2 separate regions of the Homo sapiens genome follow, and region 2 is linked to region 1. A link is a loop called in an ENCODE intact Hi-C map of the cell type or tissue named here. Cell type or tissue: PC-3. All regions are shown on one strand. Links, peaks and the distances in the headings refer to the core of each region. The heading gives the core; the rest is flanking DNA.

Evidence for each region. A loop is a pair of places that touch in the nucleus more often than their neighbours do. Peaks named below come from ENCODE experiments on the same cell type or tissue, not always from the same donor. Only the 100,000 strongest peaks of a DNase experiment are listed, where the experiment ranks them.
Region 2: a loop joins it to region 1, with 3 times the contacts of the local background. A loop is called at or near these places in 2 of 110 quality-filtered maps.

What each region holds. Positions count from the first base shown.
Region 1 is chr17:62,785,855-62,795,157 of GRCh38, forward strand. MARCHF10 (membrane associated ring-CH-type finger 10) reads right to left here. Exons shown (of 11, transcript NM_152598.4): 3 at 2,626-2,745. Among named protein-coding and RNA genes, the nearest start is that of MARCHF10, 18 kb to the right of the region's middle. In PC-3, for the core only: no CTCF peak of the experiment used is centred there; DNase peaks (open chromatin) are centred at 1,697, 4,917, 5,447 and 6,447; H3K4me3 peaks cover 1,752 bases; H3K27ac peaks cover 5,187 bases.
Region 2 is chr17:62,888,227-62,897,529 of GRCh38, forward strand. No RefSeq gene overlaps it. Among named protein-coding and RNA genes, the nearest start is that of MIR633, 51 kb to the right of the region's middle. In PC-3, for the core only: no CTCF peak of the experiment used is centred there; a DNase peak (open chromatin) is centred at 4,895; H3K27ac peaks cover 2,432 bases.

The DNA of each region.
Region 1 (9,303 bases), core at 632-8,631:
ATCATTAAAATGTCAGGAAACAACAGATGCTAGAGAGGAAGTGGAGAAATAGGAACACTTTTACACTGTTGGTGAGAGTGTAAATTAGTTCAACCATTGTTGAACTGAAGATAGTGTGGCAATTCCTCAAGGATCTAGAACTAGAAATACCATTTGACCCAGTGATCCCGTTACTGGGTATATACCCAAAGGATTATAAATCATGCTACTATAAAGACACATACACACTTATGTTTATTGTGGCACTATTCACAATAGCAAAGACTTGGAACCAACCCAAATGTCCATCAATGATAGACTGGATTAAGAAAATGTGGCACATATATACCATGGAATACTATGCAGCCATAAAAAAGGATGAGTTCATGTCCTTTGCAGGGACATGGATGAAGCTGGAAACCATCATTCTGAGCAAACTATCACAAGGACAGAAAACCAAACACCACATGTTCTCACTCATAGGTGGGAATTGAACAATGAGAACACATGGACACAGGGTGGGGAATATCACACACTGGGGCATGTCATGGGGTGGGGGGCTGGGGGAGGGATAGCATTAGGATAAATACCTAATGTAGATGAGGAGTTAATGGGTGCAGCAAACCAACGTGGCACAAGTATATCTATGTAACAAACCTGCACGTTGTGCACATGTACCCTAGTACTTAAAGTATAATTTTAAAAAATGTTGTGTTGAGTGGGGTGAATAATAAAATTATTGGGAAATAAGAGCCATATAAACTGTATTATAGAAGCTATTTCACATAATTACTATTATGTATACAACCATGACCTTTTTCAGAAGTGGTCTGAGTGTTTTGCAGTGATGGTTTAAAGAATGCATAATTTGTATAGCAGGAAGAAGAAAACTATAGGAATCTGACACCAGCTTGTTCCATAAGCTTAAGTGTGAAAAGGAACATAAAACTTCAAATCCTGCATATCCCAAATGCATGAGTATTGCACATAAAATGGCCGTGACTGTGCACGTGAGCCTCTGCATGAAAGTTCCCTGCAGAGGCACCCAGATGCCCACTTGTTTAGCAATTCCAATCTGGGAAGACTGCTACATGCTACTGTTTGACTTGAATTATATTTTCTTATCTGTCCTTGATCTTATTTCTGAGTGTAAAAATGTGAGAATTTATCTTAATGCTAAAAATATGTTGTTCTAGTCAAACTAGATTTAATTTTTGGATAAATCTCACTCCTTAAGTTTAATCAGCAGCAGGCATTATATTTAGTCTTAGACTAACAGGAAAAGATCCAGGCAACGTGTTCTTGGTGCTGCCAATATTGTGAGATAGTCTCTTTCACCTTCAGACTCTAAGTGAAATATTTTATTGTACGATTTTATATTCCTTAATAGAGAGCATATCTCTCTCCTAGGTATACATCTACATCTATAAACATCAATCACTGATGTTTTTAAGGTGTCCTTTGAACATTAAATAACCACAGTGTGAACATCCTAGATTAAAAAAGAAATCTCAACAAGAACTTGATTGATATCACGTATTCAGGATCTATCTCAGGATCCATGCCATTGATAGGAAAGAAGGAGTCTCTCCTCTAGAGTATATTTCAGGCATAAAATATTAAATAGGAATTCATAAAAGGCATATTACTCATCTTAAATCAATTCACCATGCTAACAGTCAGTGTTGAATACAGCTTGTGGTATTGAGCTCTTACATAGGGTAAGTTAAATTATTAGATAAGATCTTAAACATGAAATATGATCATAGAGCTTAGCAATTCAGAGCACCTTCTCTGGGGTCAGACTGCCTAGAATGGAATCTCTACCACGCACTGGCTGTGAAATCTTAGGTAAAGTTTTGTGACTTCTCTAAGGTCCAGTTTTCTCATCAGTAAAGTGGGGCAAAGATGGATGGATAGATAGATAGATAGATAGATAGATAAGGATAGGTGATAGATATATACATTTATGAGAATTAAATAAGCTAATATGTATAAAGTGCTTCGTATAGTGCCTGGAATGTTGCAAGCACTGAAATAATGGTAACTGCTTAATTATTATTATCATGATACTATTATTAATCATATTATCATATTGTTATTATCACATTGTTATATCATTCTAAGCAAAAATATTTTATCATCATATTGCTATATCTAGGCAAAAATATTTAAACAATTGCCAATTATTACATGATACAGTTATTACCACATTTTACTCTCTTCCTTCATCAGAAATAAAAACTAGGCCCAACCTTGCATCAAGTTAGACCATATGCCACAGAGATGATGCTGTGCTTAAGAAGGCCCAGTGCCTCCAACTCTTATAGAGTTGCAGCATTTCTCATCTGGATGGTGTCCCATAGACCATCTGTGTCAGGACCTTTATCTACAGGAAAGAAGAGTGAGCCCAACCATAGTGAGGTGTGAAGACTGCAGAGCTGGGAGCCACAGGGGTGGTGTCCCCAGGAAGGGAGTTCCCAGCCCTAGGCTCCTTCCTGCCCCTGGCTCTCCCTGCCTTGACCTTTGGGAATCTGCAACATCTCCTTTTTGAGTTGGCTTTTTCCTACATCACACACACACACACACCACCACCACCAGCAGCAGCAGCAGCCCCAGGAGACTGTCTCCCAGAATTCTTCATACCTGTTTGGAAGATGACCTGCTAGAAAACCGGGATCTCTCAAAACTTGTCTCTTGCCCCCAAAACTGATCGCGTTTCTTCTCATTTGGGTCTCTTCTATATTCCTGTCGTCTCAGACAAGCCTGAAGAACAACAACAATAAAATGTTTGTCTTAGGACCATGGCAAGCTTGGGTAACTTTATGCTTAACTCCAATGGTGAGGAGCATGAAATAAATGATATGCATCTCCAGGTGTTCATCAAATACCTCTCACCAAGTATAAAGACCAGGTATCACTCTTCCCTTTGCTTAAAACGCAGGTCAGGCCGGGCGCGGTGGCTCACGCCTGTAATCCCAGCACTTTGGGAGGCCGAGGCGGGTGGATCATGAGGTCAGGAGATCAAGACCATCCTGGCTAACAAGGTGAAACCCCGTCTCTACTAAAAATACAAAAAATTAGCCGGGCGCGGTGGCGGGCGCCTGTAGTCCCAGCTACTCGGGAGGCTGAGGCAGGAGAATGGCGTGAACCCGGGAAGCGGAGCTTGCAGTGAGCCGAGATTGCGCCACTGCAGTCCGCAGTCCGGCCTGGGCGACAGAGCGAGACTCCGTCTCAAAAAAAAAAAAAAAAAAAAAAAAACGCAGGTCAGACGTAATAGCCATTACTTTAATAAATTCAAACAATAAACATACTGAGAGGCATTTTGTCAAGAATGTACCCAACTGTTGCCTTCTCAAGGAGGGCAGCACCTGTTACACCTTGTGAATTTCTCTTTCTGGTCATTCTCTTCATGGCCCCTCCCTCTTCCTACCTTCACTATACTGTGACCCTGGAGATGACACCCTAGTTGCGGGATGAGAATTGTCAACATCAGAGCATGTGTGTTTCCTGCACTTGGAATCTCCTCTGTTAGAAGCTCTCTTGGCAAAACCGACTGATCTACTAAAAAGCCTGCTGCTGTGGCCTTGCCTCTCTTTAGTTTCCTCTGCCCTCTCTTCTCCAGGCCGAATTAATTGTCAGAGTTGCAATGTATATTAATTTAAGCTTGAATTATACATATTTTTTTCCTATTGTAGGTAGTTGTTTGTGGTTTTGAGCCTGTTTCTCCTGCTGATCATTGAGAACCCTGAGAGTAAGGACAACTTCTTATCTTTGAATCCCCCAGCATCCAGCATTTAATTTTAGCTGAATTGCAGCTGGCCAGGTGCCCAGAGGCTCATGCCTGTAATCCCAGCACTTTGGGAGGCTGAGGCAGGTTGATCACTTGATGCCAAGAGTTCGAGACCAACCTGGCCAACATAGTGAAACCCTGTTTCTACTAAAAATATAAAAATTAGTTGTGGTGGCACATGCCTGTAATCCCAGCTACTCAGGAGGCTGAGGCATGAGAATTGCTTGAACCTGGGAGGCAGAGGTTGCAGTGAGCCAAGATAGTGCCACTGCATTCCAGCCTGGGTGACAGAGCAAGAGTCTGTCTCAAAAAATTAATAATAATAATTTTAGTTGAATTGCATTTTTGCTTTGGAGGAAAATATCAATCCCTAAGTGCAAAATAAGAAAAATAAAATTACCAATGAAAATAATTCCCCATGTTTCTTAACAAAATTAAAATAAAATCTGGTACCAAAATATTTCTCCTGTAGTACTAGGACTGAACAAACCTGAGGATATCATGTACTATGGAAATTTCAACTGATTTTAAGTACCTCAAAATAGTAAAAGTTTTTTTTTTCCCCCCAAGATGGAGTCTCGCTCTGTCACCCAGGCTGCAGTGCAGTGGCACGATCTTGGCTCACTGCAACCTCCACCGCCCTGGTTCAAGCGATTCTCCTGCCTTAGCCTCCCAAGTAGCTGGGGTTACAGGAGTGTGCCACCACGCCCAGCCAATTTTTGTATTTTTAGTAGAGACAGGGTTTTGCCATGTTGGCCAGGCTGGTCTTGAACTCCTGACCTCAGGTGATCGGCCTGCCTCAGCCTCCCAAAGTGCTGAGATTACAGGCATGAGCCGCCACACCCAGCCCAGTAAAACTTTTTTGGAATGTTTCTATACTTGCAGATCCAGTAGCCCAATTCAACTTTGCCTTGCCAGGGCCAAATTATCCACTGTCATAGAAAATGAATTTGAAGTAAAGACCAACAATATTGTTTGTAAACTAGGCCTGACAACTGCCCTTCCTGGCTGGGTTGAGAAAGGAAAGATTCCTTCAGCACGTTTCACGCCCTCTGTTAGAAAAAGCATCTCCTTCCGTGATGCAGTAGGACTTACCAGAATTTCACGCCATGAGTAAGCCTGACATTATGCTGTAAGGTTAAGAATAGAAATGACCCGATACTAACAAAACATTTACTCCTTGGAATTGGGACAGTTATTCACATCGTGCTTTATGTCTGAATTGCAGGTGACACTCTAGCCTCCGGGCTCATCACAGCAGCCAAGTGGTCACCTGCAGGAAGTGGAATCCTAGATTCTGGGGAGAGAGATGCAGCTTCACTCCAACTTGCTTGGGAAGGGACAACATCTGTCCCACAGTTAATCTTCTTTTCAAAAACTATGCCACATAGATAGTAAGTCATCATAATAAACACTGGACTCTGTTTGTTTTAATAATTTAAGCAAGAAAAACCAAAGAACACTAGGCAGTAACCATAATAAGTTAAACAAAACAAACAAAAAACACCCAATCATAGAGAAACCCAGGTAATCCTAAAGGGAGTCGGCTGGAAAGTGTAACGAAGTTCAGCTAAACGTGTGCCTTTGTTGTTCCAATCCTTTTACAAGGACTTCAAATGGGAGCTTGTGTTTGGAAAGAGCACTGGCGTGGAGTGTTGTTTCCGAAAGGGGCAGATGTCTGTGCCGTCCTAACCTACTGGTATTAAAGGCAAAAGAAGAAAATGCTGATGGGCTGAAAGTGGAGGAGGCAGTGTTAGCAAATGCACCAGGACCAAGGCAGATTTTGTGGGATGAACAGAATTCTTGTGGGCTGAGTGTTTTTTGAAAATTCTCTCCAAGAATGCATACGACTTAAATATTTCTTTACCAAAAGGGGAGGAAGAATAGATTGGTTTGCAAAGTTGAAAAAAATTTTTTCCCTCTAGTTCCTTGTTCCTCTTTTTACAGAGGAGCAGAACAAACCAGTGGCAAGGCAGGTACTTAAACTTTTATCTTGACAGAGCCAAGCAATCTTTCTACGTAAATCAAACATGAATCCTCTCAAAGTTATAGCTTTGCTGAGAAGGAACACAGGGGCAGAGCAAATATCCAGACTCACAGTCGTAGAAGCAGCAAGAACCTTTGCCTTATTCCCTGCAAGGGCTGGTTTTCTTTGTATTTGTAATTGTAAATGATTTTCTGTCAGCTGTTGATGTTGTTTTTGTGCGGGGCGGGTGGGGGGAGCCTAAGGTGACTGGGCAGGGGAGGACAGAATCCATGGGTCAGGAGAGGAATGTATTTGTAATTCATAACCAATAGCGGCTTCCCTTACCCTAGACTTTAAGAACATTCTCCCCTTTCAATTGCACGTGTCAGGATTCGGATGGCTATAAATAAGTCTCTGATCATGTGGCAAAACTGGCCGAGGGCAGTCTTGAAATTGAAGGCTTCAGGTAACTTTTTATTTCTTCCTTCTGGGAAGATCAGGGCTTCTTCCTTCCCTCCTCCATTGGTGTTGACCCCCCACCCCCCTAGTGCGTCCCCCTGACTACAGCATACGTAGTCGGGCTGCCTTTTGTACAGAAGGTACCACTGTGGGGGCAAAATGCAGAATGTGCATCAATGTCTGTGGGGATGACGTGGGTTTTGTGACTCATTGTAACTCAATCCTGGTAAACACGACAATCCCCAGCTCTGCCACTTTCTAACATAGTGACCTTGGGCGAGCTGACTAATGCCATTGATTCTTGCTTTCCTCATCTGTAAGAGGAAGTTGCAGATTGTTGATATGTTAACATCAACAAGGCATACAGTTGGTGATATGTTAATAATGGCTGGCCCTTGGGGAGTGTTCAATCAAGGGTGCCTACTAACACCATCACCATCACCACCACCACCATGACTACCATTTCCATCACCATCTCCATCACCACCACCACCTGCACCACCACCACCACCTCCATCACCACCACAACCATCACCACCCACCACCACCACCTCCATCAACCACCAACGCCTCCATCACCACCACCACAACCATCACCAACACAACCATCAACCACCACCACCACCACCTCCATCACCACCATCACCTCCATCACTACAACCATCACCACCACCACCACCATCACCACCACCACCTCCATCACCACCACCACCTCCATCACTACCACCACCACCTCCATCACCACCACCACCTCCATCACCACCACCACCACCTCCACTGCCACCACCACCTCCACCACCACCACAACCATCACCACCCATCACCATCCCCTCCATCAACCACCACCACCTCCATCACCACCACCACAACCATTACCACCACCACCATCATCTCCCTCACCACTGCTGCCTCCATCAACCACCACCACCTCCATCACTACCACCACCTCCATCACCACCACCACAACCATCACCACCACCTCCATCAACTACCACCAACGCCTCCATCACTACCAACACCTCCATCACCACCACCACCTCCATTACCACCACCACCATCACCTCCATCACTATCACCACAACCATCACCACCATCACCACCACCATCACCACCACCACCTCCATCACTACCACCACCACCTCCATCACCACCACCACCACCACCACCTCCACTGCCACCACCACCTCCACCACCACCACAACTATCACCACCCACCACCACCACAACCATCACCACCCACCACCACCACCTCCATCACCACCACCACCTCCACCACCACCACAAACACCATCAACCACCACCATCACACCTCCATCAACCACCACCACCTCCATTACCACCACGACCTCCATCACCACCACCATCACCTCCATCACTACCACCACAACCATCACCACCATCACCACCACCATCACCACCACCATCACCACCACCTCCATCACCACCACCACCTCCATCACCACCACCACCACCTCCATCACCACCACCACCACCTCCACTGCCACCACCACCTCCACCACCACCACAACCATCACCACCCACCACCACCTCTATCACCACCACCACCTCCACCACCACAACCCCATCAACCACCACCATCACACCTCCATCAACCACCACCACCTCCATCACCACCACCACAACCATTACCACCACCACCATCATCTCCATCACCACCACCGCCTCCATCAACCACCACCACCTCCATCACCACCACCACCTCCATCAGCACCACAACCATTACCACCACCTCCATCGACCACCACCAACACCTCCATCACCACCAACACCTCCATCACCACCACTACCACGTCCATCAACCACCACCACCACCACATCCATCAACCACCACCTCCATCATCACCACCACCACCACCTCTATCAACCACAACCACCACTACATCCATCAACCACCACCACCACTTCCATCACCACCACCACCACCTCCATCATGACCACCATCACCACCATCACTACCATTTCCATCACATCTCCATAACCACCATCACCACCTCCATCACCACCACCACCACAACCATCGCCACCACCCCCATCAACCACCACCACCACCTCCATCACCACCACCAAAACAGTCACCACCACCACCTCCATCACCACCACCACCACAAACACCATCACAACCATCACCACCACCACCACTACCACCTCCACCACCACCACATCACCACCAAACCCCACCACCCATCTCACCTCCCCACCATTACCACTGCTGCCTCCACCACCACTGCCACTCCCATCACCACCAGCAGCTGTCACAGCCTTTTAACTGCTGTTCTCAATCCCATTTCCTGGTTTACTTCTATATTTCTAAAGTCAGCCTTTGCCAAAGCATATGACTCTGATGTTGGTTGCAGAAGAAGAGAGAATCTTTCTGTCTAGTCCTGAGGTTCATCCTTGTTTTTCTGCCCTGTAAGTAGAGGTCTGTTTCCTATACCCCAGCCAGCCAACTGAGCAGCTCCTGCTCTCAGTCATTCAGGGTCACAATGAAGCCGCTTCTCTTCGACATTACAGCTCTCTGAGTCCATAGTTGTGCTCAAAGTTCCTTTTGTTTCTTTCATTATCAATCTGATCCCTCCAGTCATCATGTGACTTCAGAAGCCATGTGCCCCAGGAACACTTCCCAGCCTCATAATTCTGGTATAAAGCCATCAGAACCACGACCCGACTTTACATCTCCAGCCAGAATGGCATCTGTTCCTCTATCTCAGGATGCACTTTGAGAAGTGGGAGTTGCCACTTCCTTCAGTTGGTTTCTTTTTGTTGTTGTTCTTGCGATCTGACTTGCATACCCCAGAGTCTGGCATTTTAATTGTCCTCGGTGACATTATTAAAGTTCATTAATTTTAAGAGGTCAAGAAATCAAAGGCATAAAAACAGTTTGAGATAGTATTCCCCTCCAGCTAGTTTTTTTTCCTGTTTTGGCTGTGAAGAGTAGAGCAACACATACCTCAAAGGTGAGCCAGGAGGAGAATCCCTCACCTCCGTCCCTATGGGAAGAAAAGTTGATTTATCCCCATTCCAGCTCCCTGAGTGGACAACTCCAAACCCTTGCCACCCGCTATAAAGTCGCCTATCGTGTCCTTGA
Region 2 (9,303 bases), core at 756-8,755, 100 kb after region 1:
TGAGTTTGAATCCCAGTCTATACTTACTAATTGAGTAACCTTGAGCAAATAATTAATTTAACTTTTCTAAACCCAGACTTTATATTAAATCAAAAATAACAAAGCCTATTTTGTGAAATGATGTTATCTGGCACAAAGCAAATAATGTATGTTTTTTCTCTGACTCATAACTGAGAATTGTATTTGCCCTACTGAATATTGACTCAATATCAGAGTCAACCCAAAACTATGGGTCTTTTGTTTGTAGTCTAATTGCAGGTAGCTTCATTTGAATCTCTAGGGTGGCATTTCTCAAACTGTGTTCCATAGAGATGTTCTTTAATGTTCTGTGGTCAAATTCATTATAAGCATATTTTCCTTTACATTGTTGAGCATAGTTATAATAGCTACTTTAAAATCCTTGTCGGCTAATTCCAATATTGGGGTCCTCTAGGTGTCGGTCTTTGTTGATTATCTTTTCTCTTGTAGGAGTCACATTTTCTGATTTCTTTGTATGCTGAGTAATTTTGGATTGCATTCTGGACAATGTGAATGATATGGTATAGACATTCTGAATTTTATGATGTTCCTTTAAAGAGATTTCCGTTTTTGTTTTAGCAGAAAGTTAACCTGGCTGAACTCACACTGCAAACTCTGTCTTCCTGGAGAAAGACATCACTAAAATCTCAGTTAATTTATTTTTAGCTGGGCTTCTTGGAATCTGTTCCATGCATGCATGGTTCAGATGTCAGCCAGAGATTTATGCATAGAATTTGGGCCTCCTCCTTTCTGGTTCTCTCCTTTCTGAGATGTCCCCCACTTGCTAGCTGCTGTAGTTATCCAGAGCTGTGTTTCTAGTTCTCCAAGTAACACTGAGCTTCTATTTGAGTTTTAACCATTCTTCCTGGAACAGCTCTCTGTAGAGCCTGTTCTAGGACCAAAAGCTGTAAAAATGGGAAATTCATCCAATGCCATTCCCTTCTTCAGTATTACAGCCCATTTTTGATCATTTTTTAGTAACTTCAAATAGTTGTCTGTATTTTTTGAGAGTATATTTTCTCAAGAATTTAGTCTTTGTCTACAGAAGGGTTGGTCTAACATGAGTTACTTGGCCTTTACTAGAAGTGAAACCTGTGTGATTTTCTTTAATCTAGTATTCCCTAAAGAGATTCTTTATTTGGCAGAACCTTATTAGCATATCACAGACCTTAGTATTTTAAAGAACCCATTATTGGAAAGTGCTATTCTCAGATTTTTCTCCTGGGAGGTTTAGAAAATGCTGATAAAATTAGGAGATTAGATAGTGATGAAGCAAAATGAGTTTTGAAGGAAAGCTGTTGGAAATAAACTTGAGAAATGCATGAAAAATGCAGTGTTTCTCTTAATACTCTTCAAGTAATATTCTATGGAGAAGGGTGGTGGTTTTCTACGGCATTGCTCTCTGAAATTAGAATACATTCCCAATTCCTTAATTTCTCTTAATCTATTATTAGGCAGTCGAGTTCCATACATTTATTTCAACCCTTCTTGAACCTACCCATGTGGAAGGCAGAAGCGCTGGGACATGACCACCCAACTCAGCTCTGAAGCAGCCCTCACACAATGACGGGGTTGGTATATAAATTTATCTCAACCCTTCTTGAGCCTGTTCATATTGTTAATGTTATCTAATTTTACCATTAAATAAAAACCAAAATATTTGTTTAGGAGAATTAAGGCCTTTAATTTTATTTTGCTTAAAGTCCCAAGCCCAAAGGTTGGGAATATGCTACAATGGACCTACACAAATAAGTAAATAATACCAAATACTACACACAATCCATACAACCAAAAAGATTCAAGTAACCACCATTTTTTTCTGCCCTCTCATTTTATTTATTTATTTATTTATTTATGTATTTATTTATTTTTTGAGACAAGAGTCTCACTCTGTTGCCCAGGCTGGAGTACAGTGGTGCGATCTCGGCTCACTGCAACCTCCACCTCCTGGGTTCAAGTGATTCTTCTGCCTCAGCCTCCCAAGTAGCTAGGATTACAGATGCATGCCACCATGGCTGGCTAATTTTTGTATTTTTAGTAGAGACAGGGCTTCACCATGTTGGCCAGGCTGGTCTCAAAATCCTGACCTCAGGTGATCTGCCCACCTCGGCCTCCCAAAGTGCTGGGATTAGAGGCATGAGCCATTGCGCCTGGCCCTACCCTCTCATTTTATTAGAAAAGGTATTAAATAAATAATTTGATATTAGAAAATAACAGGATCAGTAAAGATTCAGCCTAACACCCATCTTTTAACTACAATGGATGTACAAGTAATAAAACTAAGCCATGATAGTTGCTATTTAGATAAATAAAACTTGAGGTAAAGTGTCTTTTTGATCACAATAGAATAAATTGTTTTCATTACTGCCAAGTAAATTTTATTGTACTCTATTTCTCTGAAAATTGGCAAACAGTGTATCATAATAGCATAGAGAGGGAGGGGCCCAAGCTCAGAGGCCAGATACCCTGGGGTTGAATAATTCCTCAGTATTATAAAAATTAAATTAGATAACATTTGTGAAATATATACTGTATATAAAATACCTAACATAATGGCTGACACTCAGTAAATGGTTTCCTTCTTCTATCTGGTTTTTCCAGGACTGCAAAAAGGAAATTCTTTGATAGAAAACCTGGACAGAAACATTTTATTTTATTTTTTAACTTCAGGCAGACAAAGGCATGAAAGAAATGTGCCCTTTTGTTGACTGATTGACAGCTCCAAACCGAACCAGAATTTTCAAAAGGTGGACCTGATCTCGTAACATTGTAAATTCAGTATCTATACGGTTCATGAAAATTGTTTTCCCATTGCTTCTACCTTTATTGTCAAGCTGTCAAAATAGCAACTTCCTACTTAAGTTATATTTATGCAAGCATATAAAGTGCTTTTTATTAAATTTACTTTTGGTTGAATTAGATGGACTATTTTAGAGGAAATAAATCATTTGTATAATGGTGAAGAAATTGACCTTATGGGCACCTTCCTAAGAATGATGTTTCATTAGTGCTGGATCAGCTTTTGGTATCTGCAAGACAATCTGAGATCTGGAGACCAAGGGCAGTATATTTCATTTACATACTCCATCAGGCTCTCTGCCTGGGTCCTAACTCACCTCACCAATGGGCTTACTTTTGTCTTCATTCTTTGTTCCTGATATATATATAGGCCAGTGCATTTGAGACAAAACCAATAAGAAGGCAGGAGCCAGGAGCTGTTTCTAATCCAAGCATCTCACATAGGTCAAACCTTTAAAGATGGGAATGAAAATGAAGCTGTCCACTCTGGTCCATTGTCAAAGAGGTCATTTGGCACTCATCTCACAAATGGGGTAGCATAAAAGATGGGAGGAATGGAGTGCGATGGGGGCAGGGGGAGGCGATATGCAGAAATGACCAGGCAGAAGGTTAGGCCCTTGGTTTCTCAGTCTACAAATCCTGGCTGTGATTAGATTTGGTACCGCACACTTTTCAGAGATTGCTGGGGGAGAAATCACCTGCCACCTGCATTCTGCTGGTTGGATTTGCTACTGATGGAGAAGGTATAGGCTTTACCCAGGACCGCATTTTTTTTTTTTAACTGCCTTACTCACATGTACCAATGCCACAGGAAATTGATGGTAACCAATTGTCTATGTGCTTTTGTTAGCACCTCTTTTCTGCTGTGCTGGGCTACACAATTACCACAGCCCTTGAGAATGCTTATTGTCAATAGGAGTAATTTCACATCCCATCCATTTAGTGAAAAGATGTGAAAATTGATCCAGCTTCTGCGATAAGACTGGAACCAGGGTGCAGGCTACAAATGCCTTGGAAATAAATATATGTCCATCATTGTTTTCATTAGGTATTGCTGTAGCCCAGCCTCCAGGGAAATGAACTCAAGTCCAGCTGTCTTGCCGTAGAAGTTCAGATGTACTCCCAATCTGGTGAAGTGGGCTGTCAGTTTCATTTATTGTTAACTTTTTGTAGTGGTTGTCAAGTAAGGGGTTGGCAGTCTGAAGAGCACAATTCTGTTTTATCCACAGACAGGGGACAGTGTAATTCGACACTGGCTGCCAAGGAGGAACTTGTCCTTCCTATCCAGCTTATTGTCTGGACTCTTTTTTTATGATTTCAAAAGTCTCTTCAAAAGGGCAACAAAATTAGCCTTAAATAGTATTTCTTGGATTGCCTTTAACAATGGCGATAAGGCCAAAGCTTCTAGTCTTGACAGAAGTGGTTTCATGACAACTTGTTTTTATCTTGCCAGAATAAGCAAGGAACTTAAAAATGTGTTTTCATTATGGCTAAAGACTGTGTTTCAGCTGATGTCTCTTGCAAGGAAAGAACAATCTGCAAACTCCATTATTATGTCTCTCATTCACTTTCTGCTCCTAAGGCAAAAAGATTTTTGTGTTGTTTTCTTTTTTGTTGTTGTTGTTTTAAAGAGGCCCTCTATTTCAATTAGCACAATTAACATATCAAGAATTTGTGTTTCCATAAATTCTACATTTCACTTCCAGGAATCAGACTTTAAAAATGACCTTCATTTACCAAGAGCTGTAATCAAGATGAAAATCTTCACCCTAAAAACTAACCTTGGAAACAGAAGGCTAAAAAAAGAAAAAGCATAATACAGACTGTGTTTTCCAAGTCTTCTTCCCTTGCCTGGTGACATTAGCCTGGCTTTGATCTATAGACATGACATCATCTATAGGGTGTGCCTTGTGCCAAACATACTACATTTCTTTAACCAAGACAGTGGTTTTGTGTAGACTTAGAGATCAAGGCTAAATAGCTTCAGAGCTGGTCTGAGTCTTCACAGACAAACAGGTCAGAGCATATGTGAGTTACACAACTCCTGCAGACAGCCCAGCCTCTTCCTCTGTGGCCCGCTGGAGAGTTTACATTTGTCAATGACTTCCTTCAGGGCCTGGCTCAAGATTCATTTCCTCCGAGAGTCCCTCTCCTGCTAACTCACCTCACTCAGCCCTTCTACCTCATCTGCTGATTACTCATACCCTTTTTCCTGCTCTGCCAGGCACTCGGTTCTATTTTACCTTGTGACGGTTCTCTACATTTTTACTTTATCCTTTGGCTAAATTAAAATTGCCTGGAAAGTAGGGCCTGTCTGCTACTTCTTTTGTGTGCTTAGGGAGCATGTTAGTGCTACACGTACCATAGTGTCTTTTTCTTTTCTCTTTCTTTTTTTTTTTTTTTTAGATGCAGTTTCGTTCCTGTTGCCCAGGTTGGAGTGCAATGGTACAATCTTGGCTCACTGCAACCTTCGCCTCCCAGGTTCAAGCGATTCTCCAGCCTCAGCCTCCCGAGTAGCTGGGATTACAGGTGCCCACCACCATGCCCAGCTAATTTTTTTTGTATTTATAATAGAGACAGGTTTTCACCATGTTGCTCAGGCTGGTCTCGAACTCCTGACCTCAGGTGATCCACCCGCCTTGGTCTCCCAAAATGCTACTAGGATTACAAGTGTGAGCCACTGCGCCCGGCACATAGTTTCTTAATAAGAGAGGAGTATTCTGTGGTTGTTGTGTTAGGCTTGGGACCCTGCCTTTGCCCTCTGTTCCTAAAAGCCAAACTCACTGCTTCAACAGCAGGGAGTCTTCCCAGTCCACTCTGGCAATGGCATGCCACCTTGGTATAGTCCTCTCTGGTTTGACCCCAGAAATCTGTTCCAAGCTTCTCTCCTCAGTGGCTAACATCTCATGGGTTTTACTTTCCAAGGTAGGGATGGGGGAGGCGGGGAAGAAGGGTGCCTGAGCACAGAGCCACGTCAAGTGGAGAGCAGGGGACCCAAGGAGGATGGGAGCAGACCTTTAGGTACCACAGGGAACAGTGGAGGAGCAGGTAGCTGGGGAGGCTCAGGTTGGGGAGGGGCCAGGGAAATTTAGACCAAAAGTATTCAGAATCTATGCTGATATGAAGAATAGTCAAAGGTGCAATTAAAGCATCTCTGAAATAAAGATGTGAGGTCGTGATTCTAAATCCAGCCTCATATTTTCCTAGGGTATATGTGCTGGGGAAATATGAAGCCACAGGGTAAACAAGGTCCTTTTTTTCTGGAATGTCAGCCTTATCAACCACTTTATAAAGCTTCCAATTACAAATGAATTAACTTAAGCAACTGCCGCCCACCACCCCCCACCACCCATCTTTTTGGAGGGGTTCACTTGTCTGGGAAGCCCATGAAGCTTCAGGTATGGCTGGATCTAGGTGTTCCAATGATGTTGTCAGAGCTGTAGCTCTTTCCATCTTTCTGCTCTGCTTGGCCTCATTCTGTGTGGAGGCTTTCTCCAAGTTACAGTTAAACTGACTGCTGGCAACTCCAGTCCTTATTCTCTTTGCTTAGCCACCCACAGAAGAGAAATAACTTCTTTCTCTTCATATTTATACACCAATTTTAAAAAAGATACTTCAGGTTGAGTGTGGTGGCTCACACTTGTAATCCCAGCACTTTGGGAGGCCGAGGAGGGCAGATCACCTGAGGTCAGGAGTTTGAGACCAGCCTGGCCAACATGGTGAAACCCCATCTCTACTAAAAATACAAAAATTATCCAGGTGTGGTGGCGGGTGTCTGTAATCCCAGCTACTCAGGAGGCGAGGCAGGAGAATGGCTTGAACCTGGGAGATGGAGGTTGCAGTAAGCCGAGATCCCACTATTGCACGCCAGCCTGGGTCACAGAGCAAGACTCTGTCTCTAAATTAATATAATATAATATAATATAATATAATACGAGACTTCAGTTGGCCCTGCTGGAGGCAGGTGCCCATGGAATACCATGCTTGACCTTGCCTATCTACAGCCCAGCCCTGTGACCAAGGATCCAAAGCAATTATAAATGACAGCCCCACAGCAAGGATGCAGTGAGGGGGACTGTGTTTTCCTTCTAGAAAAGGATGCTGGTAGACAAAAACTCCATGTCCATGTTGAATAAAACATTTTTATACTCAAATAATCCCACTTTGAGCTACAAGCAGGAATACATGATCTACCTTCTCCCACTGATAATGGAAGTTTGATGAAAAAGTTTGAGGAGCACTGATGAAAATACATAGCTTTTTAAACCCACAGCTACTGTGTGGAGTTAGGTCTGACTGTACTCACACTGGATGTTGTACCTTTCAGAGGGAAGCCTGACCTGCGTTTGTGTGTGAGATTGCAGGCCCTGTGTCTCTAATTTCACGGAGAGCATTACTTGCTTCACGGACCAGATGGAACTAAATTGTCAGATGGTGGGCAGCTGCAACAAGAGCCAGTCATGGCTGTTGTCACCCATTTTCACCCCAGTGGGGTGGACACCATAAACAGTGGTATGAGGATATGAGAAAGGACTGGGGAAGCTACAGGAAAATGTGCAAATGTATAAAAGGAAGTTGGCATGGAAGAGCTCATGGCTCTTGTCAGGACACATAGTATCCCACTGATCCAAAGATCTGACCTGTATGTGCGTGTCCTGCCTGGCATCCAAGCTGCCAGGATTTCATGCTCCCCAAGCTGAGGTTACACCACAGCAGGGTTGTAGCAAGTGCTGCCAGTGCTCTGCACGTATCCCTTTGCCTTACCACTTCTGCTGTAGAATGTGAGACTTCCCATTGCAAGAACCTGCATTTCCCTGCCTGAGGGTGCTCTCTGGCCGCTGCTAGTGTGGCACCCTGGAAATGCCCGGAGATCATTCCCCCTAGGGCAGCCCTTAGTCAATGACTGGCAGGATTAAAGAAATACCAGAGCTCCCCATCCCTCAGAGGAGCCTGTTCTGAGTATATTCCACACTGGTGCTCAGACTCCCGCAGTGGGATTGATCTCCAGTTGTCCATAGCTGTGGCTAGCTTGGTAGCACCTCCTGTACCGTCTGCTTTCCTTCCCTTCTATCATGTGCTTCCGTACTTACATCACTTAAACTACTTGCACTTGATTCCTCATCTGAGTTAACTTCTTTTTTTTTTTTTTTTTTTTTGAGACAGAGCCTTGCTGTGTCACCCAGGCTGGAATGCAATGATGTGATCTTGACTTACTGCAGCCGCTACCTCCCAGGTTCAAGTGATTCTCCTGCCTCAGCATTCTGAGTAGCTGGGACTACGGGAACGTGCCACCATGCACGACTGATTTTTGTTTTTGTTTTTTTTTTTTTTGAGATGGAGTCTCGCTCTGTCGCCCAGGTTGGAGTGCAATGGTGCGATCTCGGCTCACTGCAACCTCTGCCTCCTGAGTTCAAGCAATTCTCCTGCCTCAGCCTCCCGGGTAGCTGGGACTACATGTGCGCACCACCACGTCTGGCTAATTTTTGTATTTTTAGTAGAGATGGGGTTTCACCATATTGGTCAGGCTGGTCTTGAACTCCTGACCTTGTGATCTGCTCGCCTTGGCCTCCCAAAGTGCTAGAATTACAGGCTTGAGTCACCACGCCCTGCCCGTTTTTGTATTTTTAATAGAGACAGGGTTTCACATGTCGGGCAGGCTGGTCTTGAACTCCTGACCTCAAGTGGTCCACCCACCTCAGCCTCCCAAAGTGCTGGGATTACAGGCGTGAGCCACTGCACCCAGCCCTCATCTGAGTTAACTTCTGGAGTAACTCAAACCACGGTGAGAGTTTTCAGGAAAAAATCTCAGGATCTTTCCTTAGAATGGAGAAGGCTTTCTGCGGTTTTTGGATAGGAACAGTGGACCCATAATGCAAATGTCCACTAATGTCTCTGTAGATTCATGTGGTTATTAACCCTTATATTAGAGCTATTCTGAGGTTATGGAATGATCTGGGGAGTCAACATGATCCCATAACACCTCTATTGGTTAATTATTGTATAACAAGGGGTTTGGCTGATCTAGGCTAGGATTGCTCCATGCATCTATTGTCAGCTGGAGCTCTCTTCTATACTGAGTCTGGCCGGGCAACTCTACTCTGTGTGTCTCTCTTCCCCTCCTGTGACCAGCCAGCCAACCTGGACACATTCTTCTCTTTGCAGTGGCAGAGGTGGAAGGGTACATGTTCAATTGAGCAAATGTTTTTTAAGTCTCTATTTGCATTACATATGTGAATGTTCCTTTGGCTCAAGTAAATCAGATGGCCAAATTCAGAGTCAAAGGGTAGGAAAATGCACTTTTTCCCTTTTGGGGATGAGCGGCAGTCACGTGGCAAGGGATATGGAAAGAAGGAGAGATGAAGAACTGAGGCCAAATCTACCCTACACCTATACATCTGCTGTCCTAAGTCTCTACCATTCTGCTCATCTACCCCTGGGAGATTCTGCAGGGAACACTTGGCTGTCATCAGCTTTTATAACTAGATT